7 separate regions of the Homo sapiens genome follow, and all the other regions are linked to region 1. The links are chromatin loops, found by intact Hi-C in ENCODE. Cell type or tissue: HCT116. All regions are shown on one strand. Links, peaks and the distances in the headings refer to the core of each region. The heading gives the core; the rest is flanking DNA.

Region 1 (4,557 bases), core at 230-4,229:
ATTAACTGAAATTGGTTTCTTTAATTATTTCTTTCTTACCCACACAATAATGATGGGTTCCTACTTACAGGGTGATGTGACATTTATATGCCTAGAAGTTTCCTTTCCTTTTGACCATTTTTTAAAAGATGCAATATTTTTCCTTCAACATTAGAAGTTGGGTCCCCTGTAAGGCCTTATACAAGAGAATGAGAGTTGAAGAAATACATTTATGGTGGATAGGCTGTTTGAAACTCATTTTAGCTAAAACAGAAAAACTGCAGCTTGTGGAGTGGCAAGGGCCCAGAATTGGCCAGAAGTCATGAATTTTGGCTCTAACTCCTGAATTGAGTGGCTTTGAGCAAGTCACTTACCTCAGAGCCTCATTATTTTTATCTACACAATCAGGGGTTTGGCATCTATGACTTGAAATTCCTTTCCAGCACTATGTTTTGTTTCTGTGGTTGGTAACAATGTAAGAATTTTGGGGGACGCATTCTTCCAAACTCTTGTTTTTCCACTCACATCATTTCAGTAGAGAGCTGACTGCCAATATCACAATAACTTTTTTTTCGATTCATATCAACTTTAAAATGTGTTTTTAAAAATGGCAAGTTAGGTGTCTGTGAATAACAACTGATATTTTCCAGAATTTTTCCTTCCTTCCTTCCTTCCTTCTTTCCCTTCCTCCTTCCCTCCCTTCCTCCCTCCCTCCCTCCCTTCCTTCTTTGAAAGCCTTTTAAGAGGTGAACACAACAGTTTTGGCTTGGGACACAGCTCTGCGGGTCAGGATCTAACAAAGGGAAATCCCCGATGTGCTGGAACCTTACAGCTCCAGGAACCGGCTGTTTATGAAAGCTGAAGTACCGCTAGAGTGAGCAAAGAAGCCACTTGTGATTCCAGCCAATTGTCCCCAGTCCAGACCATTCAGAGGAAAGAGTTCTGCCGGTCTTCTGCATCCAGTTGCCAAAACCCAGGAGGTGCAGCACCTGCTTAGGAAAGCCATAGTGCATGGGGAAATGACCGCTGAGGGGGCCACACTTTCCCTTTTGCATTGGCAAAACTGTTGCTTTCTTACCTTTTAATACTCTTTCTCCGGATTTTGAGAATCCGACTATTTAAAGATTGCTTTCATACATTTAGTTTCTGCCCCACCCCACTACAGCCCCCTTAGGTTTCTTAACTTTTAAGACTTATGATAAATGAGGGTGGGACTGGGTGGGGAATGGGGTAGATGGGAGGGCTGGGAGGACTGGGAGAGTTGGAGTGGGGGATGGAAGATAAGGGTAGGGTGGAGCAGGAAGGGAAGGGTGGAGACGAAGGAATGAAAAAATGAATAACCCAGTGAAGCAAATGAATGGAGCAGCAGCCAAATAAGCAAACAAAACAAACATTTATTGACCGTCTGTCACTTGCTAGGTGTTGTGATAGACAGCAGGCAAATAGCTATGAGCCATGCAGCCAGGTCCTTGCCTTGTGAAATTTACAGTCCAAAGTGGGCGGATATCAAACAAATAATTAAGCAAATACTTTAATACTTACAACTGTGACACAATTGCCATGAAGAAATATAAGGGGCCCTCGCCCTAGTCCAGGAGGTGAGGAGGACGATGTTCAAGCTGGATTATTTCCATGCCATTTTCCAAATTGAAATCTCAAAGTAAATTATATTGCAATATGATGTATGTTTTTTCCAAGTGAAACCCAAGCACACATCCTGCTCTGCCCCACCCTCCGCCCCCACACGGGAAGCTCTCGGGATCAGCCTGGGTGTTCTGTGGTTCTGACGCCATCCTGAGAGCTCCACTGCCACACTCCTTCCCCTGCCTCCTAAATTCGATGTGGAGCGCCACCTAGAGTTTGGCTGACACATTCCCATAACCATAGGGTACAAGGATACTTTGAAATCTAGGATATTTGCTAAGTTTTGAAAATTGAATAAATAAATAATCCATTGGAAAAAATGAATAGCGAGTGAATGAGCAAAGCAGCAGGCAAATATACAAACAGGACAAACACTTTCATTCACTGTCATTGTCATCCAGCGTGAATTCAAAAGACTCCAAGTTTTCTAAAAAGAATGGCTTTCTCTAGGAGCTTTCCAAGATTTGTTTTGCAAAGCTGCCAAGGAGAATACTAGACAATGAATCGGAAGTAGCAAGTCTCACGGTGATATCCAAAGTGTTTTTCATCCAAACCTCAGAGCAAGAAGGTTCCAGGAAGATGCCTAAGTCAAATTAAGATGTTAAGTCAAATTTACCTCGTTCTAATAACTACCCAATAATTTATTGAACAGTCTATATTACTGAAATACCTATGGCATTAAGATAGAACCAACTGTTGTGATTTATGGAGTAGGCTAACATTGCAGCTGTTAAGGAAATGAAAAAATGTATGGGATCTGTCATTTTTAAATCACCTTTAAACAAGATATCCAGCTCTGTAACCACATTCCAATTAGTCTTACAAGAAAAGCCAAGCACAGTTACATTTCAAAAATGTTATCGCATATATAAAGAAGGAACTTATCTTTCTCTCTTACATTAGCCCTACTTTTCTCTACCAAAAACTTGCCCCAGAGAAAAACATATTCAGGTAAAGAAAAGTCATATCCATCCCCTCCATTCATTAATTTCATTTAACCAACATTTGTCGATCACCTCCGGTGGTACTACAGAGATGTTGGGATATCCTGCTTCATGATCTAGTTGGAGTAGATAGCAGATGCCAAGAAAGTGGACATGACAAAACTATGCTATTTCTAAATGCTATCTAGAAATAAGGAGAAGCACAAGGTGTCAAGGGCACTGCTGAGAGGCTCCTGACCAATTTGGAGCAGTCGGACAAGGCGTCTCCTGGATTACAGTGCTGTGTCTTCAAGTATCAACTTCCCGGAAGGCTAAGTTAAACAAAAGAAACTTACAAACCCAGAATGGTGAAGATATCACTTCTACTGAAAACTTTTCCATCTGAGATACAGTGATCTGGGCCAAAAGAACATAATGAAAATGAATAATTCTGAAATATAAGATCCAGGAGTATTGAAACGATTTTGATCTTGTCTGTCCTGTAGTGCTATCACTCTCCATATTGTCCAGCATATAATAGGTATTCAATAAAGATTTGTTGAAAGCTGGACAAATGCTGAACAGAAACCCCAATATGCATAGTAAAAAAACAAATCAGTCGATGTATATTTCAGTCATCTGTAGTTTAGTGACAGATGGTTTATCCACATGTTTTCTGAAAAGCCTTCAATGGTTATTTTATACTCCACCAAATTTCAGTGCTTCTGCCTATTTTTAAGTTGCCTACCTCAACCCAGTTCCTTTCTGTGTCTCCAAATGTGTTTCCTCCTACTCTTCAACATGAACTGCCTTTGCCATTCATGTTGGTTTGTTTATGGTCCCACCAACACTATGTGCATTCCTATTTGCAAAAATCCACTGTTTTGATTTCCCTCACCTAGCTGCATCCTCCTCTCCTCTTCTCCTCCATCCTTTCTCCAGATCTATGGAAATTCTCCCCATTCTTCAAGAACCATCTTGAGCTCACATTGCTTTCTCTGACTAATCCATTCTCTCTCAAATTCATATAAACTCTACAGTTTATGCCATATTAATGAACCTTCATTACATAACCCTCTTACATCATTCATTTTTATGTATGTTAGTCTTATTTTATTAACTAAACCCTAAACTCCTAAAAGGTTATGGTTCATGCCTTATTCTTCATCTATATCAAATACCCACTTGGCTGGCAAAGAGATTCTGAAATGAGGCAGTGGTGGAAGATAAGAGTGGAAGAAAAACTGGGTCTAAATCATGGAAAACCTTGAATGCTGTATCAAAAGATTGTCATTAGCCTTAAGGCAGAAATAAGATTGTGTTCCTCCACCATGTCAGTCAGAAGAAAGGAAAGCCTTTCCAAGAAACGTCCTTCTCCATAGTTACTTCACCATTATTGGTCAAGTACCAATCACTAGTTATAAAGACAAAGTATGGAGAAGGAAAAATTTAGTAAATACCTTCTCTGAGTTTTCAGCATCTTGATTTCCATGTTTCATAGAGTTTTCTGAAAGTGACTGTGTGTGTTAGGTAAGTAGTTAACTGAATATTCTGCACTTAATTTCTCCAGTCTCCATTATTTCAAAAGATTGGGTCTGCTGGTCTTCATGAGATTTCAAAGATCTTTGTTCCACCCAAGGTATGGAGAGAGTTGACAGGGCTGGTGATTCTGCTCTTGACAGAAATGGGCAGAGCAAGTGTCTAGGTCATTTGGGAGAAGTGATAAAATAATTAAAAATAAAATTAAATAATGGGCTAATAGAATTGTTTGTTTAATGAAGTCTTCTCTAGGGAGGCAAAAATTTCAGTAAGAACTTAATTAAAAAGAAAATTTTAAAACTTCATAGGTAAATGCTTTTGGTAAAAGCCCTCTTCTGTGTGGAGCAATGCCATAAACCAAAACTGCATCTTTGAATCCAGATAATTTAAATGAGCAAAACCTAAAAAAACATGTATTTACCAATTATCTGGTTTTTGCATTCAAACATTTAGGCTGAAAGAGCAATGTTTC
Region 2 (4,557 bases), core at 389-4,388, 340 kb before region 1:
TAAAAAGAGGCTTGAATTGAGCTTACAAACTTAATTTTTAAAAAAAAATTAGGCACAATGTATGGTAAAGCAAACATGATTATTATGTAAAGGGTCTCAAGTTGACCTTAGAAAGAAAGAAGCCCTTCACATGGCTGTCTGTGCAGATGAGTCTCTGGGTTTAATGTAAGCAGCAGAATTTTAATATAATTAGATCCTTTGCTTCTTGCCAGGCAGTAGTAGGTGATTTTGCCCACTTTGTTTTAAAATCATATGATTTTGTTTTAAAATCATATGACCATTGTTCAACCAATAGGTACTTCTGTGCCATAGCATAATCTTTTTTCATGTAGATTGTTTTCCATTCTCATAGCAATATAGTATAAGACAGATCTTCTAGCTATTTACTAATAAAGAATGTAAAAACCCTAATTTCTATAAAAATTCCTCAATGAGAGTTACATTTTGGGGGCCTTTCACACCTCACAAAATAGCATCTCACAGGATCATCTGTTATTTAAAATTTTAAGTTAAATATGGTGTCATATTAAAAATGTTTACGCAAAAGATATTTGTTTTTCAACTTCCAAAAGAGTCCTTTAGATGTAAGCCAGCTCATTGAACTAGTGAGGTTTATGATCATGTTTGTATCCACACAAGTGTAGCCAGTTTTATCTGCCTGAACTGACAGATGAATATATCCCTACCATATAGACAACATTTCAATAAATACATAGACCTATTACTTAATCACTTCACTGATTTCTAGACAAAATTGACCGGTTATTTATAGAAAAAATGTTCCAAAATATTGAATAAGTAGACACAGCTCAAATTCTAGACAAGTAATCATCCAATCTCTCTGCAAACACTCCAAATGGCCATGAACCATCAAGGCCAGCAGCAGCCTCGACTTGTGTGGTTGGGCACATTGATGGGAGTGGCTTTTGACTTGTGGTGTGAACAATATCCTTCTTCACCCTTTGTCCAAAGTTATTTAAAGGTTCAAAACACAACCTTTCTCTCTGTATAGAACATTCACCGAGATCCACTTTCATTTATGTGCTGTGAAATATGCTCTTATCCTCAGAAATTTCACAGTGCTGTCCTGAATATATTTTCTTTGAATTTGACATTTACCTGGCTGAAGGAGGATGACCATTATCAAGAATTTGCCTTTCACGAAATTATGTGATCGACATACTTGTTCATGGCCCTCCGGATTTAGTTTTAAAACTTCAATATTCCAGAATGTCAAGATTTGTGTTTGGGTCACTTTTCAAAAAATGAACTTCAGGCTTTGGAGGCTTTGAATCATTTTTTTTTTTTTTAAAGCATAAGAACCTCCCCCACACCTTTTATGTTAGATCTTATGTGGAACCCTACAACAGAAAGCAGACAAAATGGTATTTCTGAGACTCATTCACGTGGCCTCCACTCCAATCCATCTCTGCCCTCCCAGGATGCCCCTGAGGCCCCTCAACGAAAAACTGGAGCTCCAGGGGAGGTTAAGTAAAAAAAAAAAAATCTTAGGGCTAAGCATGTTGGCACATGCTTTTAGTCCCAGCTACTTGGGAGACTGAGGCAAGAGGACTCGAGTCCAGAAGTTCGAGGCTGCAGTGTGCTATGATCGCACCTGTGAGTAGTCACTGCATTCCAATATGGGCAACATAGCAAGACTCTGACTCTTAAAAAACAAAAATCTCTGATTTCTAGATGCAAACCCTCCTGCAGACCTGTATCACCAGGATAGGTGGAGGCAGAGCGTCTTCATAGCATTCACCCCGTGTGACTCATACTATCAGGTTGAGCTAGCTGAACTGGCATTTTTGTAGGTCAGAACCAATCAATTATCAGCAATTTCATATGGTTTAATCCCATACAATCAAGATAAGGTCTTTCTAATTCAGTAAGGTAATTTTTGTGACTTGTCATTAGGCTGTATTAGGCAACAGATTTTTGTACCTTCTGCGTAGCTTTTTGTACCTTCTGAGATCCTGTACTCAATTTTTCTGCTCACTCCTCTCCAGCCTGGATCCTTCCCCTTACACTTATTTTACCAAAGACTGCCAGATTGTGGTGAAAAGAGGGATTGGCCTATACCAGGTGTGGTGTTCCAGTTTCTTGCTTATGCTGTGGTTGTTCTTCCAGAGCACCAGGACTGTCTTTGTGGCCATCTGGCTAGATTCTCATACCCACTCCAAATCCACCTGAACTCTACCTCTTCATTGAAACTGGATGACTGAAATAATTTGTACATAACACATCTCTGTGGCTATCCAAGGAAGGTCTAGAATGAAAACTGTCACTTTGAATTAAATTTAAAATTAATGGTCAACTCAGGTATTGATCAGATATAGGGGAGTTCAGTTTGAGGTATTCTACAATAGTAAGTGATCAAAAAGTTTTAATGTACCTAAGGAATGTATTTTGATAATTAGATAGGAATATGATATATCTGAAGTTTGAAGGATTTATTTCAGATCAAATGTTGATGCAACATTGTGAGGATGAGACTCAGCTACAGCTAGCTATACAAATCACACCTCTAGGTACCACTTTTCTGGGGTTGAAAGCTTTTCTGTTTTAGTGCTTCCTAAGTTGGGAATGAACCTGCCCCCTAGTGATGGGAGGCTTTGGTAAAGAGGAGAAACCATCTACCAGGAGTAGCTAGTCAGGGTTTTCTCTGAACCTAGAAAAAGCCTAGGTTAGGTCTTAACTTCCATTCATTGTGCCTCCTGTGTGCATTTAGAGATGACTGTGAAATGTGTGTACACATGTAGCTATGGGTGGTTACAATTCAACAGTAACATCTGGCCCTTATGGTGCAAAGGAGATTTTGTAGTTCTCTGTACAAAGTCTCCTAAGAAGCGATAAATCTATGGGGGAGTTTTGGCAAAATCTCTGGAATTTCTGCTTGGTATTGTGGAAGAGGGGAAGTGTTCTTTATTTTCTATTCTACTTGGCTTTGCGCTTAGACTTTAATGCAAAAGACAAAAGTAAGCATCATTTCAAAAGTATTTATTGGATTATTATAGCAAAGTGCCCTCACTGCTGCTGGCCTTGTTTCATCTGCTCAAGGATGAGAATAGCCACAAGCTGCTCTAGTTAGTGTTGATTAACATCAGACTGCGTATGTGTGGCAATGAGCCATAGCAGCTCTCATGAGAACAGACTGGGGGGCTGATACTTTGGAGTTTTTGCCTTCCCTCTGGTGCCTTTCAGACACCTTTGGAATGGAGTGAAAAGATCAATGGGAAGCCCTTTAAAAATCACAGTGTCATGATTAGTTTCAAAATGTATCCTTCTGGATTCTGACCTGATGAAGTGGTTCATTGGCTCATCGAATACTAATTGATATTTGAACTATATGACAGGCAGGAACTGGGTGTAGAAAACAAAGAAGAAATCTTTCAAGAAGCCTAGAGTCTAATGGGGGAGACAAATGAAAAACAGATATTAGAGTACAATGTACAATTTTAGATTAATATTTTTTTCCTACAATGTTTTCTTAAGTGCGGGGAGGCGTGCTCATCAAATATGGAAAAGATAAATGTATGAAAGAAGAGATGACTATTTTCTTTATAATAGGGAAAATGAAAAAGTAGAGATAAGGTCACTGAAAAAAAATTCCAGAAGAAATTTGAAGACGAAGTAGAAGAAAAGTATCACTTTTTCCCTATCACAAAGAAATACATTAAGAAAATTTCTTTGCCTTCACTTTGGAAAGTTAAAGATTACAGTTAAGCTTAACAAATTAGAAAGCAAAAGATGTGGTTTGGGGATAGTGTTGTCAAACCATGGTTAGTGTTAAGGGGATGCTCCGGTGTGCTCCCGAGTTATAGCAGTTTAATAGGCATTTTTGTTTTACAGGAGATGGTTGTGCTCTGAGGAACATAAAGCAGTCTGAAGTAAACAGTCGCACACAGGTGGGGTAAAGGAATACACAGTCTCAGAAGTTGACTTTTCATCTCATTTTTTATGATTCTCTAAGATTTTAGGGGAAAAATCCACCCTTAGTCAAAAAGTGGAGTGAAAATTGTGAGATTAATGTTACTTCATAGAAAATAATGAATGTTTCAGTCCTATTTCCTTATGCTACAAGTTTTCAAAAAAGGAACGCTATACATATATATGTATACACACACACACATATATACATATTTTTTAAGGCCCAAATTATTTATTCTATATGTATTTCTTTTTCTCTGTGTATGACCATTCACAAAGCTAGGTCACTTTGCATATGCACATGTGCTTAAGAGCCAGCACAGGAAAATGAATAAATATTTGAACTGCCATGCTGCTGGGTTTTCACAAATCAAACATGTATGCACAGATGCTATAGCCTAAGTTCAAACTTTAGCTAATGTTAACTCCAGCCAAATAAAGACTAATTAATGCTCAATATTAGATGAAAAGGAGGCATCTATGAAATAATGGAAATGAAATTAGATGCTATTGGAGATTACCAAGAATTAATATCCAAATTTGTTGTTAATACTCCAATCACGTTGGCAATATACTTGAAAGTCCCTTTAAGATATGCATCTTCTTGACATTTGGCCAATTATTCAG
Region 3 (4,557 bases), core at 175-4,174, 490 kb before region 1:
TATGTCTCTTTTCTGTGCCAACTGAAGTGAGACTGGCTCTTTAAGATAAAACAATGTTTGTGAACAACCTTTATTTTTTAAATCACTTATGCTTGTAGAATGTGTTGTTTAAAATTCTCTTTGGGGTCCAGGACTTTATGCTGTATGCTCTTGGAAACACCACGGTCTTTTCCAAGTTTCTATTCTTATTTCTCAGGGAGAGAGACTAATTGTTAAAATGATCAGTATGCTTCTGATATTGTTGCATAAGTCATGTGAATAGGGGCCCTGCTATGTTGCCCAATCTGCCCTCGAAATCCTGGGCTCAAGTGATCCTCCAGCCTCGGCCTCCCAAGTATCTGGGAAGACAGGCGCATGCCACTGTGCTGGGCTCATGTGAATATTTTTAAGGACATACAAATAAACCTGTGTTTGATGTAAAGGGTGAAGACATTATCTTTGATTCCCAATTTCTACCAATTTTTTTTTTTTTACATAAGCTTTTTTTAGCCACCTCAGGCAATCACAGCATTTCAAAGGGGCTAGCTTGATACTTGGTTGAAGAGGGACTCTATCCTCCTCTGAATCTTGGATTCTAGCCTCAACATACACATCAGGTTTGGAATTTAATTTAATTCTTGGAAAATGGTTTCTTCATAAATTTTTTTTAATAAAAAAGAGATTTTAGAAGTATGATCAGGTGGTCTCCACACAGAGACATACAGGACACTTCCTGATTTGTGGACAACCCCCTTGGGTAAAACGGCCATGATTGCTCAGTCCCCAGCTTCAACAACAACTGGGGCAGCTCTGAAACCCTCTGGCTGTGGCCGAGGTGGACTCACCTTCAAAAGCGTCAAGGCCGGTGGGAGCTCTGAACTCAGAGCAGCTCCACAGGGGGCTGGGCAGGATGATAAATGGATTCGTTATTGTTGTGTGGAATGTCCACAAGAACCCTTTTGCACCTGAGACACAGAAAACATTAAAGGGGCCGGGCGGCACAAGCTTGGCTTCTGAAAGATAAAATACCATAAAATGAGCATGCAGTCATTGGGCAGATCATGAAGGAGGAAGGCATTGGACCTGCTCTCCAGGAAGGGACCTCAAGAGAGAACTTGCCAAAAAATCTCTTGGGAAGGTGCACATCTTCTGCAGCCTGCAGTAACCTCCTGGCTTCTGCAGGGCAGAAAGGAGGCCTCTTTTTTCAGAGAGATGGCTGTGTTGGCACCAACACACAACCCCTTCCCTCGTTTCTCATGGGCATCACTTTACTGGGAATGCTGTATGCTCCCAGGATGGTATTTCCATGAAGACATAGTTGGCCAGTCGTGCTCCCTATCCTCAACCTGATACTCAGACAGTCCCAGACAGAGCAAGGCATCGGGTTGCAGTTACACAGCAATCTGATGTGACAGGGCAGTACGCAGCTCAGGCCTCGTGTCATTAGAAACATCGCTGTTCAACGAGGCTCGGTGGCTCACGCCTGTAATCCCAGCACTTTGGGAGGCTGAGGCGGGTGGATCACCTGAGGTCAGGAATTCAAGACCAGCCTGGCCAACATGGTGAAACCCGGTCTCTACTAAAAATACAAAAATTAGCCAGGCATGGTGGCACACGCCTGTAATCCCAACTACTCAGGAGGCTGAGGCAGGATAATCGCTTGAACCCAGGAGGCGGAGGTTGTCATGAGCAGAGATCACGCCATTGCACTCCAGCCTGGGGGACAGAGCAAGATTCTGTCAAAAAAAAAAAAAAAAAAAAGAAGAAAGAAAGATCGCTGTTCAAAAACAAAATGCCTTCTCATTCTAATAAAACTCAACAATCTGGATGTCCTTCTCTGAAAAAGGAAATCAACACAGATGGCATTATCTTAAAATTGGGCCACCATTGAAGCTGTGGATCAGTGGCAACATGGAGTTTGGTTCCTACCGAAAACAAAACTGTCCCAATCCAGAGTCGGCCAGTAGATGGCACCCTGAGCATCTGACATAAAATCTAAGGCTGAGAATATTTATCTTCACCAAAGCGCTTCTCAAAACATTAAGCAAAACTTTGACTGAAACGCAACCGTATTTGGACAAGCAGGTTTATTTTACTTTAGTGCTGTGTTATTAGAAACATACATATGTGTGTGTATATATTTTACTATCAAACCCTAAAGTTATGGAAAATATCCTTGATGGTTAGGATGGACTGTAAACTTTTACAGTATTATTTGCAGGCAGATTTTTCAATTTCTTATTTAAGCCAGCTTTTTCTTAATATGAGGTTTAGTGGTTATGTGTCATACCAATGCTCAGGAAAACTCAGGAGAATATTTTTGGTTATCTAAATACCCCTGTGAAAGAAACGCACTCATAGGAAGAAAGAGAAATGCAGTGCGATACTTTGTGTGTTTTTAAAGAACAACTGAAATAAATGTTTCTATTTTGCTATATGCATCTATGTGGAATTATGTACACAAACACGTACAGCAAGATCAAGATGAGAAGATATATGGATATAGTTTAGTATAGGAATGCCACTCTATCTCAGATTCCAGCCCACACTCAAACCTAAAGGTTTTAGAGTAGGGAATAACTCTTAGAATTTAGTGATAGATATAGTATTTGGAAGATAAGCAATCCTTTAACCAAAAAAAACCATTGCCTTGAGTGGAAAGTCTGAACAAAACCTTCCACTGTCTCTGTGTGGATATTTTCTCACTGGGTAAGTGGTCAAAGAAGATGTGGTGGAGTACAAACAAAAACTAAAGGACAGATTGGAAGATCAGAGACTCAAGTTGCATGACAAAACTATTTGAGACTGAAGCAAAACTGAGGACCAATAATCAGAAGAACATTAAGGAGAGACATGAAGCAAAATTGGGGACCAATAATCAGAAGAATATTAATGAGAGATAGCAAAGTTCCAGAGGTACACATAAGAGGAGAAACTGGGAACACTCAAGACTCAAAACTAAAGGCACACACAACTTGTGGGCAGAACAAGATGAGCTTCCTGGGATGAATGTGTTTTGCTTGTAATTTTGCTCCCTTTGAAGGTGCAAGGGCTCCCTCAAGGATGCCTCTTTGCCCTTCTCAAGGGCACTCTTTCTTTTTGTATGCAGCGACTGACAGACTTACTGATCTCTTTGTAATCACAAATATTGACTCCCATTATTTATTCAGAGTTTATTTCATTGCTAGCTTTGACACTTGACACAGAGTTATATCTTGCAGATGGTGAAATAAATACTCATTCTTTGAGGTAACTGGATATCAAAGGGAAGTAGAAGTCCTCGGAATGTCCAGAGAGGGTGAGCAGGTGTTGGGTGTCTGTGGGAATTTCAATTATTTGAGTTGCAAGTTGGTTTGGGAAACTCCTTCAAGAAGTTGAGTGGCAGGTAAGGACAGGCTGGTGAAATCCTGGTCAACAGATTTCACCCAAGTCCTGTTGTTAGCAGCGATGGAGTCTCTAGTGTCAGTAGGAGTGCTGACCTATGGGGGAAAGTGCCCTTGTATATGGCATTGGGACACAGATTCAAATGTCCTCAGCTTTAGGAGTCTGTATCATCCTTTCCTGGGGCAGCCATGTTTTCATGAGCTCATTGGCCTTCCTGGCGCACAAGGATGAAAATAGTAAAAAGGAGGCCAAAAACAAAGCCATATTGACCTCAGTTGAATTCCAAAAATGAGGAGAAAGAAGTGTTAAAGTTTGCCAAATGGAAACAGAAACTAGTCTGTGGGAAAAGCAGTTTTATTTTCAGACTTCCAAATAGATCTTTCAAATGGCAAACCATAAAAACTAAATATGAACACTATTGAGGAATTGCCTGAAATACACAAAAAGGGCCCACGCCATTGTTCCAGCAAACAGTTAATCATGAGACCAATATATTGCTGTAGTGTCCCCAGGAATGTTTAAGACTTTTAAAAGGAGAAAGCACAGGGAGAAAAATATGCCTAATGGCTGCTAAATGACAAAAACAAGCTAAGTCTGATTCTCCCCACCTCACAGGGGAGTTAAAAGTATTGGAAAGCCTGGGAGTTTCCTCAGTTCATTCAACAAGGAATATTATTGTCTAGTGCTATCTTGTATTCAAGCTGGTTTTGAGTTGTTGCTCCCATACGTCCTGTGTGATTTTCAGCAAGTTGCTTAACCTCTCTGAGCCTTAGTTTGACAACTGTATCTATCTTAAAGATTAAGGCATGTTAGTAATGAACATAGAAATATTATTAATATTACTAAATATTTATTGAATGCCTACTATATTCTAAACACAGCTCACTTTTTAAAAAGTCCATAAGTATTTACATCCTAGATGCTGATTCAGGGCTTTGTATCATAGGGAAGTTATTTTCCTCAAAGGCTGAGAAAACCAATATGCCAGAGTTAATTTGTAGGGTCCACTAATGACAGGTTATTCTTCCTTTGGTAAAAACATTTAAAAGTAAAGGGTTTGTTTGTTTGTTTGTTTGTTTGAGACAGGGTCTTGATGCATTGCCCTGGCTGGAGTGCAGTGGTGTGATCATAGCTCACTACAACCTGGAACTCCTGGACTCAAGTGATCTTCCCACCTCAGCTTCCTGAGTAGCT
Region 4 (4,557 bases), core at 207-4,206, 94 kb before region 1:
GCTGGTCTCGAACTCCTGACCTCAAGTGATTCCCCTGCCTTGGCCTTTCAAAGTGCTGGGATTACAAGTGTGAGCCACCACGCCCGGCCTGGATATAAACATTTTTTTTCAAATTTTAATACATTAAAGCCTTTCGAGAAAGGTTGCATCCTTTCATTGAATAAGAGAATATCTTTCTCATCTATGCCTCATAGGCATTATGTTTAATTTTGCTTGCTTGATAGTCAGTACCTTTTATTTTAATTTTGCTTTAATTAGTCCTTTTAGATTACTAATGAAATTGACCTTTATTATTCCTTAATAATTTGTATTATGATTTTTCATAAAATATTAATTTGTGGTATTTATTTCTTATTATGTTTTTACACATATTAAGTGTAAAACTTATTAAGTTTTTACACTGATTATGAATCAACTACATCTTCCATTGATCTCTTTCTAATCTTGTATTAATGTCATATTATTTTAATTATCACAGCTTTATGTTTGAGTACAGTTTTAAAAGCCTTAAGTCAGCCGGGCGCAGTGGATCACGCCTGTAATCCCAGCACGTTGGGAGGCCGAGGCGGGCGGATCACAAGGTCAGGAGATCTAGACCATCCTGGCTAACATGGTGAAACCCTGTCTCTACTAAAAATACAAAAAAATTAGCCGGGTGTGGTTGCGGGCGCCTGTAGTCCCAGCTACTCAGGAGGCTGAGGCAGGAGGATGGCGTGAACCCGGGAGGTGGAGCTTGCAGTGAGCCGAGATCGTGCCACTGCACTCCAGCCTGGGCGTCAGAGTGAGACTCTGTCTCAAAAAAAAAAAAAAAAACCTTAAATCACTGAGTGCTCAAAAATAGCAAGGCATCATAGGATTCTGGGGAGAAAGCATCAAGAGAAAAAAGAATTAGTGACACCAACACAAAGATAAAATGTTGGGAAGCCTCAATAAACTTCTCCATGGCTTGCATAAACCTGGAAGTAAGATTTGAAAACCTTCTTAAATCCATTATGGATCACGATAGAGAAAGAAAGACAGATGGAGAGAAAGATAGTTTTTTCTCTATGTCCTGATCAGCTATAATGACCAGATGCCAGATGACAAGTGGATCCCATTGTATATACATTCATTGTGATTTTTTATTCACCTGCAAATCTGATCATGTCACTGCTGTTTGGAACTTTTCAGTCATCTACCATTAGATGAAGAGTAAAATCTAAATGTGATTTACAAAGCACTGAATGACTTGGATCCTGCTTGTCTATCTAGTCTTGTCTCCCTCCAAGCCTCTGCCCAGGAGAGGAGAGGACCTGGATTTCCCTTGGTCTCCATGCCCACCCCTGCTCTAGTGCCTCTGTAGCTCTGGCTGCGGCCTCACTCACCCTTTTTCCATTCTCTTGATTTTTTTTGTCCAACAAATCCCCATAGTCCTTCAAGTTTCAGTTCAAATAGAAACTTCTTAATCAAGTCATCCCAGGCTCTCCTAGGTGTTCTGTTTCATACTGTCTACATCCCTCCATCATAGACAGCAATTGTTTCATTTCAAGTGTGTGTACTCCAGAGAGGGAAGGACCAGGTTGTTTCATCTTTGAATCTCTGGCATCTAGCATGGTTCCTGGCACAGAGTCAATGATTAATAAAAGGTTTATAAATAAATAATGAGGCAAGAATTAGATCTCAGATGCAATGTAACATGTATAACCACATTTTCCCCTGCCCTGAGGAATACTCCAGGGTTAGAAAGCAAACACAACATGGCAAACATTTCCCAATATAATCTTTTACTTTCTTTTCATTTGTTCTTTGCTACTGCAAGAAGGGCATATTTGAAGATTTTTCTTCACCTATCTTCACACATCTTATTGATGTGAAATAATCATAAAGCTCTTTTTGTAGAGGAAGTATATGGCTGGGATAAACATGGCAAATCCAAAGAAGACCAGAGATATATCCCTGAACAAGCACCACAATCATCCAAAAAAGAGAACTCTCACAAATCCACCCATTCATCAAAAACACAAGTAAGACAAAAACTATCAGTACTCTCTAACCACAGAACTAAATTATAAACTTCCAGCTGCCAAGCATCACTTCAGATAATCCTCTTCTTTCTGGCCTTTCTGAAGCTTTTACACACATCTCAATTTTCGTGCTAAAAAATAAGGTATATCTGAAGTCTATAGCTGAGTATCAACCCCCACTGGCCTCAAAGTCCAGTGGTTCTGGGGAGAATCCCTGGGAAGTGGGCTAGACAGGAAGCAGAGCTACCTCTCACTTCCACAAGTTGTAATAGCCTTCTAGATCATGTCTGTGGTCAATGACTGGCCAGAACTGGCCAGCCTCCAACAGGCTTGTTTAGACTACTTGATGAGTTGACACAAGGAACGACTCTTTCCAGTGCTATTAGTGTCTGAACATTAACAAGCAATAGTGTTCAGTGAGACTATTAAAGAGAAAAGGCATTTTAATCTTTGTTTTGGAAGTGAGCCCTCCAAACAAACCCGTGGTGAGGGAGCCCTTGTGAGCCAGTTTCTGGATGGCAGCAGAGGATGGCAGGGCTTGGGCTGAGTCATCATAGGGATACTCTGCTCATAGCCAGAATAACTGGGAGGGACAGCAGGGAAGGGACACCCCCATTCCATACCCTTAGAGAAAGAAAATGCTAAGTACACCATGTGATGAATTTTCAGCACTCTGTCAGCAATACTATACATTTAAATTCCAAGCAAATGGTTTGCAAAGGACTCCCTTACCATCACTAACTGCAAAGTAAACAAATCTCAAGGAGAGAGGGTTTCTCACCTTACAAAACGTCCATTGGAATTTAGAGACTGCAGGATGGTCTGGCAGAATTTAGAATTATGGTTCTGGGAACTGGTGCGGTTCCCAGGTATGTCACTCTGTCAATGACAATCTCAATGGAAAGTGTAGAGACAGTGGCAAGAATGTGACATATGAGGCTGGATCTGTCATCAAGAGTGACCATTCCAAGCCAAAACAAAGGCAAGTGGTTCACACACAAAGAAGAAATGTGTGTTCATCATTGTTTCTCTTCTCTTGTTTTGTTTTGTTTTTGTCAACAAACATGAAAACAGATAATCATAAAACTTACAGTTTAGAAAGTTCTTAGAAATCTTTTGCTCAAAGATCCATCTCTTTTACATATTATTAAGTTGTGGTTGGGGGTGGGCGGCAGATAATGAAGGCTCCAATTGTAGTTTTCAACATATAGCAATAACTGTCTAAGTTTTTTCCCTGAGGAGTTATAAACCAGACTGAGGAAAGTTAAATCTCTCAGCATTCATGAGCATGAATCAAGAATAGTTGGTAGGGCCAACTTACCAAATCAAGTACATACTGAGTTTATGGAGTATGCAACAGTGTTTATTGTTAATCATTCTTCTGCACTGTTTGCAAAAAGCAAGAAATTTTTGAATGTTCCACAAAATCTGTTTTCTTCTAACTATTCAGCTAACTGGGTCCATCATTAATTTGATTTACATAGCAGAGGCTGAAATGAAAAGCAAAGTTTTAAGTACAGTCTATCACCCACATTTAATAAAAATGTTTTAAAATGGGAGTGAGTGACAAATAAGTAAAACTATCATATATTCAAGTTAAAGAGGAAGGGAAATTGGACCTGCCTGTCCTTTCATCCTCCCCATCTACTACTGAGAACGATATAAATAGTGGATTGTGAAAGCCCAAATAGTAATCTTATAGAGATTTCTGATCTTGGAGAACAAAAAAGAGGAAGAAATGGTTGCATCCTCAATTATATTAGTGATTACAACTGGCGACGGCAAGCCTGTTGCAAATATTTCTATTTTGACATTAGGAATAATAGAAGAGATACCTGGTGTCTGTTTTTCTATTTTCAAGATAAGGAAGTGGATATGTGATGACTTAAGGTTATCAAAAAGGTAGTCATAACTGCTTTTTGCTTTACTTATCTGTATTTCTCAGGCATTCAGATTTTAGAAAGTTGGCAATTATTAGTGTAATTACCTCTATCTTATTCCCAGTTTAAAACTAGAACTTCAAGCCACCAGCCTGCTATTTAAGTCATGTGTTTATCACTGTGGTAGGTTGAATAATAACCCCCAACAAGTGACCTGGGTCTTGATCCCTGGAACCTGTGAAAGTTACCTTGTATGATAAAAAGAACTTTGCAGATGGGATTAAGTTTAGTTTCTTGAGATGGGGAGGTTATCCTGGATTATCCTGATGGGCCCTAAATGAAATCACAAATATTCTTTTAAAAGGGAGATTTGGCTGGGGGCAGTGGTTCACATCTGTAATCCCAGTCCTTTGGGAGGCCGAGGTGGGTGGATCTTCTGAGGTCAGGAGTTTGAGACCAGCCTGGCCAACATGGTAAAACGCTGTCTCTACTAAAAATACAAAAAATATACCAAAAATTAGCCTGGCGTGGTGGTGCATGCCTGTAATTCCAGCTGCTAGGGAGGCTGAGGCAGAAGAATTGATTGAACCTGGGAGGCGGAGTTTGCAGTGATCTAAGATTGTGCCACTGCACCCCAGCCTGGGTGACAGAGCAAGACTCTATCAAAACAAATA
Region 5 (4,557 bases), core at 376-4,375, 380 kb before region 1:
TCAGGTACATTTGGTTACCTGATGGTCCATTTAAACATTTTATAAAGGGATTTCATTCAATTGTCATTTTCAATGCATGTTTTCTGGTTATAGAAAAGTTCTCTCATGCAAGAGGACTGATGTTGTAACAGTACGTTATTATGCTACATTGTAATTTCACCAGCTAAAGAAAGCTTTTTATGTTTTACTGAGGACAGTCAACTCCTTCACAAACTAGAACCTGAAAACGGGATCTTCTGAAAATATCAGGGAAAGACTGCCCTTGCCATTTACACTACAACAAGACTTTGGACACTTGAACTTTGGGTTCATAATGTCACAACTGAGAAGGGTCCCTCCACACTCTTGGAACTGTACACCCGCTGGAATCCTTAAGGTAAAGCTAACCAGGAAAGTTTCTCTCCAGAAGATGGCATCCTTGATGTGAGCAGCTTTTCCCGAGATCATGGATCAAGACTTCTCTACTCTCATGAGACTCTTATCTTTGAATTTTTTCTCCTTGTTTATGTGTCTATGAACAATAGAAATGAAAAGGGGGTCTGTTGTGTGCACTTATGGGTTATGCTTTTATTTGTGAAGGGTTTTGCAACCAGCCGTATACATGGATAACCTTATACTTTGATAGATAAAAAAATGAAGGCCTGGCTGGGGCAATGGCTCACGCCTGTAATCCCAGCAGTTTGGGGGCCAAGGTGGGTAAATCACAAGGTCAGGGGATCAAGACCATCCTGGCCAACATGGTGAAACTCCATCTCTACTAAAAATACAAAAATTAGCTGGGCGTGGTGGTGCACCTGTAGTCCCAGCTACTTGGGAGGCTGAGGCAGGAGAATCACTTGAACCCGGGAGGCAGAGGCTGCAGTGAGCCAAGATTGCACCAGTGCACTCCAGCCTGGGCAACAGAGTAAGACTGTATCTCAAAAAAAAAAGAAAAAAAAAGTCCTAATGTAGATAAGAAACTTTAGTTGTACATATGTTGCCTCATAATCACTCAAAAACAGAACATTGGTTCACTCTTCTTAACCCACATCATGGGTTAAAGAGAACATTGCCAGGAGGCCTTCACTCTTCAAGAGAGGCATCATTTGTTAGGTTCTTTTTTCATGGCTTGGAATAAAACAGACAATGATTAGAAATGTATCCCTCATGACAGGCTCTGTAGCAGATTCTACTATAAAGGCTATGGTTACACAACAGACTTAAATTCTCTTCTGAAAGTTATGCTAAATAATAGAATTGCTCTAGATTATTTAGTGGCTGAACAGAAAAGTATCTGTGCAGCTGCTGGCCCTCGTGGCCTATGGAGAAATACATCAAATGTAGATTATAGAGATTCACTTGTAGGGGATTAACGAAGAGACTGCTTAGTTAAGTGAGTAGACTCTTTGTCTAGCTCATTCTCTAATCTATTTGATTTTAGGTGGTTTGGTTTGTGGGGACCCTAGTAAGGAGCATACTCCAAATTCTTGGTATTATCCTCCCCAAAGTCATAATAACAGTCTCCCTGGCATACTGTATTCTCTCGAAGGTTTTAAATGTTTGCATGCAGCCATCTCTAGAATGTCAAATGGTCTGTCTTCACTGCAATGACAAGAGCTGAAAGAAGTGTTCAACCGTAAGGACACTGTAACCTATGAATGACATGCTGAGACTGGAAACCCAAAATGATGGTAACTGAGTGTGGCACTAAGACCCTAAGTTTTGGTCACACTCTCACCTAAGTGAGAACCTGACGCAAAAAGGGAGATTTTTTAAAGCAAAATTACAGGAGGCCATTGTTTTGGACTGAGTTCATGCACTAGGCCCCAGCAGACCAAAGCAAACAAAAATGGAGTCGCTCATGCTACATGTGATATAATCAAACTAAGATTTTAAGCAAACACATACATCTTAGAATAGACCAGGTTTCATTTTTCTCCTGTAAACAGAATATTCCAGCAAAAGGAGGTAACTTGTACTCAAGCCCTTGTTCCTACCTTTGCAAAACTCACTGTTCTACTGTTTCCTAGTGGGTTTCAAGACCAAATAAGTACATTTACAATGGTGATAGTGACATCAATGACTAATGTTTTGGTTAATGCCTCAAAATTGAGAAAAATGACCAAAAGTGGGGATTTGTTAAAGCAAACTAAATATTGCCTGAGAAGGACTCTGTACTTCTTTATTTAAGTCCTTGTGGGTGAACTGCAACCTAACTTAATAGGCCGACAAGATTGAAAACCTAACTTAGGAATATGCCCTGAAACTATAGCTGAGACTTGGCCAATCCCAGCAGCCATACTTCAACCACTTGTACACTGCTGAGTGTTCAAACTGTGTTCAAATAAGGCAAACAGCAATCTGTAACCAATCCAGCAGTTTCTGTACCTCACCTCTGATTTCTGTACATCACTTCCTTTTTTTTTCTCTATATATTTGTTCTGACCATAGGCATTCCTGGAGTATCTGTGAATCTGCTGTGATCTTGGGGGCTGCCCGATTCATGAATTGCTCATTGCTCAATTAGACTCCTTTAAATTTAATTCAGCGGAAGTTTTTGTTTTAACATAGGTAGTCAATAAATAGGTCTTAAATTCATGAAAGAAGACTGCCATGGTTGTATACATGGATTCATCCCTCATGAATTTGGTAATTGGCTTGGTTTATATACATATTACTAAACAGAAATGGATTGAAGTCTTTACTTTGGGGCTAGTTCTTGTTTTTCCAGAAATTGCCAATTAAGATAGAAATACAGACAAAGAAGGAAAATAGGTTAGCCCTTAATCATCCATTAAAATAGCATCAGGAAAAAAAAAGATCAGTTCCCATATTGACCAGAAGAGGGCAGAGTCCCAGTGGTAATGTGACATAGGACAGGTGTTTGATGCTGCAGGAAGGTTTCAGAACATATGACACTGCCTAGGGAAGGTAAGCATAAGTGTCAAAGATAGCCACGTGGAAGAAAGAGAAAGAAATAATCTCCAGGAGGGGATGGGATAGGAGATCTTAATAAATCTTAATAAATTCTATTTCCTTTACTGAAATTCATCTTCCTTCCTCAAACATTATTGAGCACCTACTATGTGTCGGGCAATGTGCCTGGGACTCACAATACAGAGACAGATATACTTCATGTGGTGTCTGCCCCAGGAGCTTACATACTAGTAAGGGTTACAGAAAATTTTTTTTTTCCTTATGTGTTAGACTTCTTTTTTCTTTTCTTTTTTTTTTTTTTTTTGCCACATTTTCTTTAAATATATATATATATATATATATATATATATATATATATATATATATATATATATATATTTTTAAATTATACTTTAAGTTTTAGGGTACATGTGCACAACGTGCAAGTTTGTTACGTATGTATACATGTGCCATGTTGGTGTGCTGCACCCATTAAATTGTCATTTAACATTAGGTATATCTCCTAATGCTATCCCTCCCCACTCCCCCCACCCCACAACAGGCCCCGGTAGGTGATGTTCCCCTTCCTGTGTCCATGTGTTCTCATTGTTCAATTCCCACCTATGAGTGAGAACATACAGTGTTTGGTTTTTTGTCCTTGCAATAGTTTGCTCAGAATGATGGTTTCCAGCTTCATCCATGTCCCTGCAAAGGACATGAACTCATCCTTTTTTATGGCTGCATAGTATTCCATGGTGTATATGTGCCACATTTTCTTAATCCAGTCTATCATTGATGGACAGTTGGGTTGGTTCCAAGTCTTTGCTATTGTGAATAGTGCTGCAAGAAACATATGTGTGCTGTGTCTTTATAGCAGCATGATTTATAATCCTTTGGGTATATACCCAGTAATGGGATGGCTGGGTCAAATGGTATTTCTAGTTCTAGATCCTTGAGGAATTGCCACACTGTCTTCCACAATGGTTGAACTAGTTTACAGTCCCACCAACAGTGTAAAATTGTTCCTGTTTCTCCACATCCTTTCCAGCACCTGTTGTTTCCTGACTTTTTAATGATTGCCATTCTAACTGGTGTGAGGTGATATCTCATTGTGGTTTTGATTTGCATGTCTCTGATGGCCAGTGATGATGAGCATTTTTTCATGTGTCTGTTGGCTGCATAAATGTCTTCTTTTGAGAAGTGTCTGTTCATATCCTTTGCCCACTTTTTGATGGGGTTGTTTGTTTCTTTCTTGTAAATTTGTTTGAGTTCTTTGTAGATTCTGGATATTAGCCCTTTGTCAGATGAGTACATTGCAAAAATTTTCTCCCATTCTGTAGGTTGCCTGTTCACTCTGATGGTAGTTTCTTTTGCTGTGCAGAAGCTCTTTAGTTTAATTAGATCCAATTGGTCAATTTTGGCTTTGGTTGTCTTTGCTTTTGGTGTTTTAGACACAAAGTCCTTGCCCATGCCTATGTCCTGAATGGTATTGCCTAGGTTTTCTTCTAGGGTTTTTATTGTTTTAGGCCTAACATTTAAGTCTTTAATCCATCCTGAATTAATTTTTGTATAAGGTGTGAGGAAGGGATCCAGTTTTAGCTTTCTATATATGGCTAGCTAGTTTTCCCAGCACCATTTGTTAAAAAGGGAATCCTTTCCCCA
Region 6 (4,557 bases), core at 255-4,254, 65 kb after region 1:
TCCCACGAAAATACAGCTTGGCTCTGACTAAAATTCTATGTCACTTACTGGATCCTTGAGTAAAAGTCTCATGACCTATTTATAAAGAATTTCAATTGGTGGGGCCCAACTTCCCCAAACTCAGCAATAGATGCCCTACAAATGAAGAGGCATGCAAGGCCTACATGAAAATGCAAATCCACTTCTTTTTTTATACTGGTATACTGAATTTGGGAGATTTTTTAAAGTGTTTAGTGTGTTATACTAAAGCCCTCCCTCTTTATTTGAAGACCTTGGAGTATGGAGCAGTTGGAATTTAGAAACCATGACCTTTGCCTATAGGGTTGAGATTAGAGAAGAATGACCCCTCAGTTCTTCCCATTGTAAGCAACCCTAAAAAAGCAAAGTCCTGCCAATTCAATCACAATGTATTGCTATTACTACTATGAGTGTTTCTGCTCTCACCAGACTCTGAATACCTCAAGAGTGGGAGATTGGTCTTGCCAATCAGAGAAGCTCCAGGGCTAGCCTAGTGCCTGGCACATGGTGAGTACCCAATAAATTTATGTTTTTGAGTGAGAGTGAATGAATGAAGCCCCCAGGTCAATGTGCTTATCGTTATCTCAGAAAAAAAAAATTATTTCCTCTCCTCTTTAGTAACCTTCTGCCCTGTGTAGCTTGGGCTAGTTCAGGACTTGGTTCATATAGATCTGTGCTTTCCAATATGGTAGCCACATTTGGCTATTTATACTTAAATTAATTAAAATTAAATAAAACTTCAGTTCCTCATCACACTAAACACAGTTTAAGAGCTAATAGCCACATGTAACTAATGGCTACCTGTATCCAACAGCATAGCTATAGAACATTTCCATTATTGCAAAAAGTTCTATTAGATAGGGCTAGTAAGACTCCTAACTGAGACCCCTGGAGCTCTTCACCCATCTCTGACTCTACTAGTTATTAATTGTATGACTGGGTGAATCACTCAACTTCACATGTGCGAGCTGTTCCCTCTGCCTGAAGCACTCTTCCTGCCTGTGGTATCCTAGTTAATTACTTCTCATCTTTTAAGTCTCAGCCCAATCATTATATCCCCAACTAGGTCAAGGCCTTTCATAGTACCTTGTCCAATTCCTTGTCAAGGTTGACATTTTATGTATTTTTATGTGACTACTTGATTAATATCTGTCTCTCAGATCAAATTGTTAAGTTTGGAAGGACAGGAGCATGTCTGGTTTTGTCCAGCATTGTATCTCCAATGCCTAGCAGAGTAAGTGGCATGTAGTGAGGGCACAATATTTATTGTACAAATCAATGAATAAGCCATCAGTGTCTTTGCCACAGCCACTGCAAGTGATTGGTGCTCTGCTGGACTGATACTCAGCTGAGACACTCAGGTAAGGTCACATATTTTTCACAGGATCGTCCTTTCAATTGCTCTCAATGTTCATTACCTTTCCTTTTTGCTTATGTTAAATATTCCTAACAGCACTCCTGCTGGTTCACCAGCACGGTTAAGACTTTCAAAGTGAATAAATTGACCGTGCCAGTTGAACATTCACAAAGTTGGAGATGAGCACAGCATTCCATTTAGGCTTTGAAACAGACACTATTAACCTTTGTATCTAGAAGCCACTCATCCAAACTCTTCATCAAGTCAGAAACCTGACACTGATATCCTGAATGGTTTTCTGGAAACTCCCTACTTCCAGGGTTTAACATCCAGCCCCACTCTCAGGATTATATATGGGAAGTTAGAAAACATATACGTCAATGCTCAAAAATTCTATTAATAGCCACATTTCTTCCAAGTGCCCCAGAGGTTTGCAACTGTCTGAGCAATCCTGAACATCATCCTAAGTCTCTTGTTTTAGTGGAAACTACAGGAAATGGGGGTAGTTCCAGCTGAATGTCCCCTCAAGTGTTCAGGTCTGCACATACCACAACCGCTGAGTACAGGCAGACCAAAACAGCAACAGAAAGGTCCGCCCACTTGAGCTCCTGTGAGCCTTCACGTCTGAGTTCATGTGGCTCTCACTCAGAAGCGGAAGTGGAAAACCAAATAAAGTCAACTCCATGGAGGTCCTGGGGACTTAACACTGAGCAGCCACACGAATACCAGAGTGATGCATCATGATTCATGTTATTACAATAAATGCCTAAGAAAGAAATAAGGATTTGGCACTTAGTATAAAGCATTGGCAAGACAGCTCAAAGTTTTCTGCCTGTTGTAAAGCATAGCCTGGGACATTTTCTTTCATTGAGCAATATGCATTAGCAATGTTATCTAGGGTAGTAAAGGAGTTACTCATAAAGCTTTATTAAGTGATGTCAAGACTCCTTCCTCCCTGCGTTCTTTTCTTCTCTGGGACAGGCTATAGAAAAGACATTAAGTTTTTATTTTCATTTTTTTCCCAGTGTGTCTATGCCAGCCTGATATTAGAGGATGAAACACATACCTAAAGGATTAACAATCTAGAAATCACCTTTCCCAAAGTGATTCACATTGGGAAAGAAGTGCTGAAAAGCAAAACAGGTACCCTCTTGACTTAATACTGTTCATATTAACAGAATAGGCTCTGTAAAATACAGAAACAAGTCACGTCAGAGAGCATTCTTTACAGCAACATTTAGGGAATAATGGGGAAAAAACGAACTCCAGCTAGTTCTCTAGGTCTTCATGAGCAATGGAAAGGGTGTGATGCCTCACCAGGAAAGGGTTTTTTTTTACTTAGAAAAACAAAATAATTAAACTTTCATCTCCACGGTGGCTCAGCCAGCTGGTGGTGGCCCAGCAAACACATCCATGCTGGTGCATTTATGATGGACATATCATTGCTGCCAAATCAACTGTGTGATGACTTGTGTCACTCTTCAAGGCAGCTGACATACATAGGGAAGGTGTAGGCTATTTATCTTATACACAGAGTGAACACCTCCCTTGTGGATGGCCTGATGGGGTGTATTCTTGGTTTAGAATCAAAGACTTGAAAGGGACCTTGGGAAAAATTCATCTTCTTTTCTCCCTTCTAATGTGAGAGTTGCCTAGACAGCATCTCCCACAGTTTTGCCGATCTACATTCTCAATCAACATGAGTCAGAGGAGAGATCAAGGAGAAGAGGAACATATTTGGAGGGCAATGGCTGTCCACTGCAAAGAAAGGCCTTCCACCTTCTCTCCCCAGGGTTCCCCACTTCCTCATGGTCTTGCCTGCTTCTAGGTTTTTGCATGTGCGGTTCTTTCTACTTAAGACCCACTCCACCTCCAATTCATCAACATCCTTGCCTGGCTAATTCCTACTTTCCTTGTAGGCCATCCCTTCTGCCAAGAAGCCCTCTCTGACTTGGCAAGATTAGTTCAGGTGCTGCCACTCCTCTGACTCTTCCCACTAGGGTGACCAACTGTCTGTTTGCTTGGGACAGAAAGACTTCCTGGAATGTGGGCTTTTAGTGTTAAAATCAAGATAGTCCTGGACAAATCAGAACAGTCACCCCACCTCCCGTGTTCCCTGTGCTTACCTTCCTCAGACTTAGCATCTTCTATTGTCACTGCCAGTTTGCTTTTAGAACTTTAGACTGTCAGTTCTCTGAGGGCAAGGATGGTGCCATTCATCTCTGTAATCCTGCTAGCAAAGGTCTGACACATGAACAAGTAACCAAAAGCCACAACTGCAATAGCTCCTCAGTGCTAGATGAATGAATGAATGAATGAATGAATGAATGAATGAATGTAAAATCCACATCTTTTTCCAAGAGGTCTCTCATTCCTGCTTCTTGCCTTTGCAGTCCTTCCTTAAATGCAGGCATGGCTCCTAAGATGTGCTGTGGTACCTCCCCAGCCAGCACCCAGAACAGCTCATGTGCGCTTGCCAGAGGCTCCTACATATAAATAAGGCACTCTTCTTCCCTACTCCCAGCCATCATTTACCCGTAGTTACTAGCATAAAACTAAGGCCTAGGAAACATTTTTATTATTGCTCATTTCTTTGGCTACCATTAATTGAGAGTGTATGTGTCAAGGACTATGCTAGGTCCTGTCATTCATTTTTAGATACAATACACCATTTTCCAGATAAGGACTCTGTAGCTCAGAGAGTTAAACAACTTGCTCAAGGTCCCAGTGTAATAGAAGATATGGTTACAGGTGACCGGGGCTAGAACCCAAGCCGAAACTTGACTCTGAGCTTATGCTTTTAGCCACTACCCTCTACCGCCAGATGCTTCCTGTAGCTCTGTGGGGAGTCAGTCCAGGGAAGACTTTTCTGTCCAGTCCACAGCACGGTAAATTGAGGCAAGGGAAACACAGGGCCTGTTTCTTCGTCCCTTGTCCATTACCTAGACTGTGCCTGGCCCCTTTTGGTTGAAAGGAAGCATGGTTCAGAAGAGTGTACCACTGAACTTCAGGGAAGCCTGACGCAGAGGTCTTTTGAGAGAACTGAATAAACAGCTGATAAAACAGGAAGGCTCTCAACCCTTTTATCTGATGATAACTTCGAAGCTGCGATGGAGCAAGGGTAGTCCTTCTGACCAAGGTAGCAAAGCCAGACAGTGGCACCGACAGGCCTGCAGCCCTAA
Region 7 (4,557 bases), core at 352-4,351, 290 kb after region 1:
AACACCTATTATGTGATAGACACAACTGTAGTTGCTGAATTGTAACAGTGAACTAAACAGACAAAAATTTCTACCTTTCTGGAGCTTGCTTTGCAGGAACCAAGGACTTTCCATAACTGAAACAGATTTTGCCTGATCAAACCCATGACATTTCCCAGACTTTTTGGCGTCCTCCCTTCCACCCCCATCTTTTTTTCCCCAATTTCTTCTCCCTTACAACAAGGCACTTAAATTGCACAGAACAAACTTTTGGAAAATGTCAGCTAATATGTAATATAATATAATATAATACAATAACCCTCACCTGAAGGTCATATCTTTTATAAAAGATTTGACAAGAATGTTACAAAATTCTCAGTTTACAGATGCAGAATAGGAATAAAAGGTACAAAACAAAGATTCCTGGGGCCAGAAAGCAAGTTGGTGGTAGAAACAAACTAGTAAATACAGATCAGTGTCTAATCTCTTTCTTCATCAATACCAATAATATGATGAGAAGCTCTGAAATTTGCTGTGAGATTATCTAAAATTTGCAGAAGGAAGATTAAAACATTAATCAAGTGGAATATAATATAAACAGTTTTATCTTTCTGCGCTAACATGTATTTCTGCAACAAAACAAAATCCTACAAAGCTATAGTTACAGGATTCTGAATTTTCTTTGCTTGCCTCAAATTCAAATACTCTAGTGATAAAAATTAACATTCCATTCCTTCCTTGCAACTATGTGGCTCAATATAATAAATACATCTAGTACTGAAAGAAATGCTTATCATAAAAGTTAATACATAAATTTAAACTCTATAAAAGTATATCTCTTATTAACCATCTAAATAACTGATATCTTTTGTCATTTCATGGGTTTTTTTTTTTTTTTTTTTTGAGATGGAGACAGAGTCTCACCCTGTAGCCCAGGCTGGAGTGCAATCATACGATCCCGGCTCACTGCAACCTCTGCCTCCTGGGCTTAAGCGATTCTCCTGCTTCAGCCTCCTGGGTAGCTGGGATTACAGGCGCACCACCAGGCCCGGCTAATTATTGTATTTTTAGTAGAGACAGGGTTTCACTATGTTGGCCAGGCTGGTCTCAAACTCCTGGCCTCAAGTGATCTGCCCACCTCGGCCTCTCAAAGTGCCTGGATTACAGGTACGACCACCGCGCCAGGCCTCATGGTGTATTTTTTATAACACGCATTTTTAAATTACTAATACAAGCGTAAATATACTAAATGTTTTAAAAAATAAAAATATATAGGAAATTGAAATAAATGAAATAAGGATTTAAAATTTTCAAGTAAATCGTTGATTTCAAATGCAAAGGCACAAAAGGTAATTTCAGATAATTTATCGTTGCATCTTAATACAATCTATTTTAAAGAATGTTAAATTACAGTATACCTAGCAGAAGCAGTTATGAGAAATTCAATCTCTAAATAAAATGTTTAGGATGAAATTGTAAACTAGGAAAGGATGATAGTAAAAATTCATCAAATATCTACCCACAATATTACTGAATCTGTGAGCTGTCATTCATGGCTCATTCCTTCATTAAACTTGTGTTTGTTGAGAGCAAGAGTTAGCTCATTTTAATAAATCCTTCTACAATCTGTCACATAACATTATTGTGAATATGTTTAGATAAATAAGCATCTAATTGCCTATATGATTCCTCCAAAGTGCATATTGTCTAGATATTCTAACCCTGTAGAATTATCATTTGTTTTCAGAATTTATGTTTTACACACTGTACAGTCATTGTTAACTAATGAATTTCTCAAACAAAACTAAGATTTAATTGTTTTTTTCATGCCTATTTAAACTCTCTTGTTACTAGGTGTTATGTATTTTATAATTCTTAAGGTATATAAAGAATTTATTCCATATTTACCAGAAAATCAAGAGAATCCACACTTAACAAACCATATGCCCAACATCTTATTCATACAGTCTTATTGTTGTATAACAATTTAGCCTTAACTAATATCCATTGTCACAGATAATTAAAAGTTCATCTGGTAATTAGATGCTGCACAGCAACTTTTCAACATTAACTAAAACTTTATTATATTATAGGGCTACTAAAACAGTTTGTTTTAGAAAAATATAGCTGCATCAGAGTACTCATTTAATCAACATTTTAAATATAATTTTTCTTAGTTTTCTAAAATATTTTCATTCATGCAAAAATCGATTCATGCTTAACAGTCAACATGCTAAACTAATAACATTTTCAAGATTCTATAAAAATTCAAAACACAGCAAAACAAAATGTGAAATTTTCTTTAATTCTTGGGTGGTCTGCTGAAGAAAATTTAGCTGCATATAAAACTATAAATGACTGTTAAATCAGCTATTTGGATACAAGATAATTTATGAAAACTTGTTTCAGTTTATAGAAAGTCTACACATGAAAGACAATTTCAATGAGATGGCCAAGCATAAGGGAGTCAGAATCTTATTGAAAATGGAAAAAGGTTTTGTGCTCTACAAATATTGTTTGAACATAATATAAGCAGAAAAATTTGTGGATTATAAATCCATATGTTCTTAACTGGCTATTCCTTATATACTTTTGTTTAAGTTTTCACAATGCACCTATGTGCTAATATCAATAATCATTCATGCTATGAAAGAATGTAAACCTAGTGCCATCTACTGGAAAAAGTGGATACCATTTAATCAACTAATTGCAAATTATTTTGTGAATTACGGGTTGAAATTTGTATGTCCTTTTTTCTATTTCTTTAAAAAAAATCCTCTCCTCGGCATTTTAATATAATCAAAGAAATTAGGTAAGATAAAGTTAGGTCAGATGTTGGGTAAGAATGGTGAAACTGGAGAACTGAGGGCATTAATCTGAACACAAGGGAGAGAATTCCTTTAGGGACACCAATACAGAAATCAGAAACACGGTGTTCTGATCCGAGTTTTAGATTGGGTTCATGTGCATCTTTTAGAACAGAGGTCCTGAATATGTGGTCAAAGAACCCCCTTTGAAGAGTTTCAGAAGACTTAACAAAAAATTTCTTGAAATTATATGAAAACATGTGTAGATGCATATATGTCTTTTCTGGAAAAGAAGGTCATAACTTTTATCAAAGCACTATGTAGGTTGTCCATATTTTTCATGACCCAAAAAAGATTCTGAAGAACTAATATAGAAAGTCAATGCATTCAGTAAGTGAACAGCACACTGACGATTCTGATTATCTTTTAAGTACATCAGTTCTATTAATGAACTATTGCCAGCTCAAATTGAATAAGTACTTGTTACTGATGGATGTGGCTTTAATGTGTATCTGTAGTATTTCCTCTTTACAAATGGAGACTTTAAAGCACAACAAACAATAATTTGCTGCAAAGAAGTGATCAAAAGGGCCAGAGTTCTTAAGTCTTATGCTAAGTATACTACGTACTTATTCACCGCCTCAAACAGTTTACTACCAAAACTCAAAACTGTTTGCAAGAAAAGGTAAAAGCAATTCTGGATAACATGCATTGAATCTGTTGCCACTTTTGTTTTTTGTTTAGCTACAATGTGATTTATACCTATGACATCCCCTGTATTGTATTAATGCAATAAAGTGAGAAAAAATTGTCAGACAATAAATTCAAAAGTAAACCAAACTATGAACTTCACTTTTAATCTTCCCATATAAAGGAGTTTCAAATAAATTTGTACTCTCTTACAGCTATGACTTCACCTACACATAAACATTCCAAATGTTTACTGATTCATTTAACATATATTTATTAAGTGCCAGGCACTGTGTTAAGCTCTGGAGCCATAAGCCGCTGATTCATGGAGTTCTAGTTATACAGATGATAATCAATGACTTTCTAACACCATTTGCAAAATATCTCTAAGACTTCTAATTGCTACATTAGAAAACTATGATATATTTATAAGCTACAGCCATGTGACTCTTCAATTCATGGAAACTATTAAATATGCCAATAATGTCAAATAAGAATCACAACCACAAATTATATGTATGAGGGTAGAAAAAAAGTATAATTTATCACTCTAATTAGTACTATTTAGACAAATTTTATTTATTTCACCCTCACTTGGCTGAAAGCTATCATGATATCTAGTCTAAGCTACAATTACACTTAATTTTTATCTAGCATTAAAACTATGTATAAAATTGGGCTTCCTGATTCCTCCTCAGATAATGCTTCAGTCTTGATTAAGAGGCAAGGAATTCTAATGTTCAAACATGGAAACTGTGTCCTCCCACCACAACTCAGCAGACTTCTCTGTATAAGTTCCCAGCATTAGTTAGTACTGAGTTTTAAGATCTGATTAACCTAAAGTCAAAAGTAAAAACAAGTGACAGTTAATAAAATCACAGAATTTAAGAACTAAATATACTATCTAATTTTAATTCCTCATAAAGATGAAGAGACTGTGATCAGGAGAAGTTTATTGATTTGTTCAAGGTCACGCAAGTTAAGGACAGAGCTTTGGTTAGAGTTTTCTAACTCCTAATCCAGTGTTCTTTTAATACATTAAGGAAACTGTTGTAAGAAATTAAGAAGAAATTCTGCGAGA

Evidence for each region. A loop is a pair of places that touch in the nucleus more often than their neighbours do. Peaks named below come from ENCODE experiments on the same cell type or tissue, not always from the same donor. Only the 100,000 strongest peaks of a DNase experiment are listed, where the experiment ranks them.
Region 2: it touches region 1 in a loop (4-fold over the local background); 3 of 110 quality-filtered maps call a loop at or near these places.
Region 3: a loop joins it to region 1, with 4 times the contacts of the local background. A loop is called at or near these places in 32 of 110 quality-filtered maps.
Region 4: it touches region 1 in a loop (4-fold over the local background); 13 of 110 quality-filtered maps call a loop at or near these places.
Region 5: it touches region 1 in a loop (19-fold over the local background); 40 of 110 quality-filtered maps call a loop at or near these places.
Region 6: it touches region 1 in a loop (8-fold over the local background); 4 of 110 quality-filtered maps call a loop at or near these places.
Region 7: a loop joins it to region 1, with 6 times the contacts of the local background. A loop is called at or near these places in 11 of 110 quality-filtered maps.

What each region holds. Positions count from the first base shown.
Region 1 is chr12:65,599,946-65,604,502 of GRCh38, reverse strand. All of the region lies in intron 1 of MSRB3-AS1 (MSRB3 antisense RNA 1), which reads left to right. LINC02454 (long intergenic non-protein coding RNA 2454) reads right to left here and starts at 1,634. Exons shown (of 3, transcript NR_146529.1): 1 at 1,522-1,634. In HCT116, for the core only: a CTCF peak has its summit at 1,840 (motif pointing left); DNase peaks (open chromatin) are centred at 402, 812, 1,422 and 1,792; H3K4me3 peaks cover 1,947 bases; H3K27ac peaks cover 3,605 bases.
Region 2 is chr12:65,941,989-65,946,545 of GRCh38, reverse strand. The region is part of intron 3 of HMGA2 (high mobility group AT-hook 2); the gene reads right to left. HMGA2-AS2 (HMGA2 antisense RNA 2) reads left to right here. Exons shown (of 4, transcript NR_199060.1): 3 at 3,853-3,908. Among named protein-coding and RNA genes, the nearest start is that of HMGA2-AS2, 4.4 kb to the left of the region's middle. In HCT116, for the core only: a CTCF peak has its summit at 2,610 (motif pointing left); no DNase peak of the experiment used is centred there; H3K27ac peaks cover 4,000 bases.
Region 3 is chr12:66,084,952-66,089,508 of GRCh38, reverse strand. No RefSeq gene overlaps it. Among named protein-coding and RNA genes, the nearest start is that of LLPH, 44 kb to the left of the region's middle. In HCT116, for the core only: a CTCF peak has its summit at 1,944 (motif pointing right); a DNase peak (open chromatin) is centred at 1,938.
Region 4 is chr12:65,693,505-65,698,061 of GRCh38, reverse strand. No RefSeq gene overlaps it. Among named protein-coding and RNA genes, the nearest start is that of MSRB3-AS1, 53 kb to the right of the region's middle. In HCT116, for the core only: no CTCF peak of the experiment used is centred there; DNase peaks (open chromatin) are centred at 2,361 and 2,830; H3K4me3 peaks cover 1,036 bases; H3K27ac peaks cover 3,559 bases.
Region 5 is chr12:65,982,105-65,986,661 of GRCh38, reverse strand. No RefSeq gene overlaps it. Among named protein-coding and RNA genes, the nearest start is that of HMGA2-AS2, 36 kb to the right of the region's middle. RefSeq lists silencers at 2,719-3,013, 2,590-3,161. In HCT116, for the core only: a CTCF peak has its summit at 2,818 (motif pointing right); a DNase peak (open chromatin) is centred at 2,861.
Region 6 is chr12:65,534,652-65,539,208 of GRCh38, reverse strand. The region is part of intron 2 of MSRB3-AS1 (MSRB3 antisense RNA 1); the gene reads left to right. Among named protein-coding and RNA genes, the nearest start is that of LINC02454, 66 kb to the left of the region's middle. RefSeq lists an enhancer at 1,729-2,928. In HCT116, for the core only: no CTCF peak of the experiment used is centred there; a DNase peak (open chromatin) is centred at 2,068; H3K27ac peaks cover 4,000 bases.
Region 7 is chr12:65,311,999-65,316,555 of GRCh38, reverse strand. All of the region lies in intron 2 of MSRB3 (methionine sulfoxide reductase B3), which reads right to left. Among named protein-coding and RNA genes, the nearest start is that of MSRB3, 36 kb to the right of the region's middle. In HCT116, for the core only: a CTCF peak has its summit at 2,640 (motif pointing left); a DNase peak (open chromatin) is centred at 2,645; H3K27ac peaks cover 4,000 bases.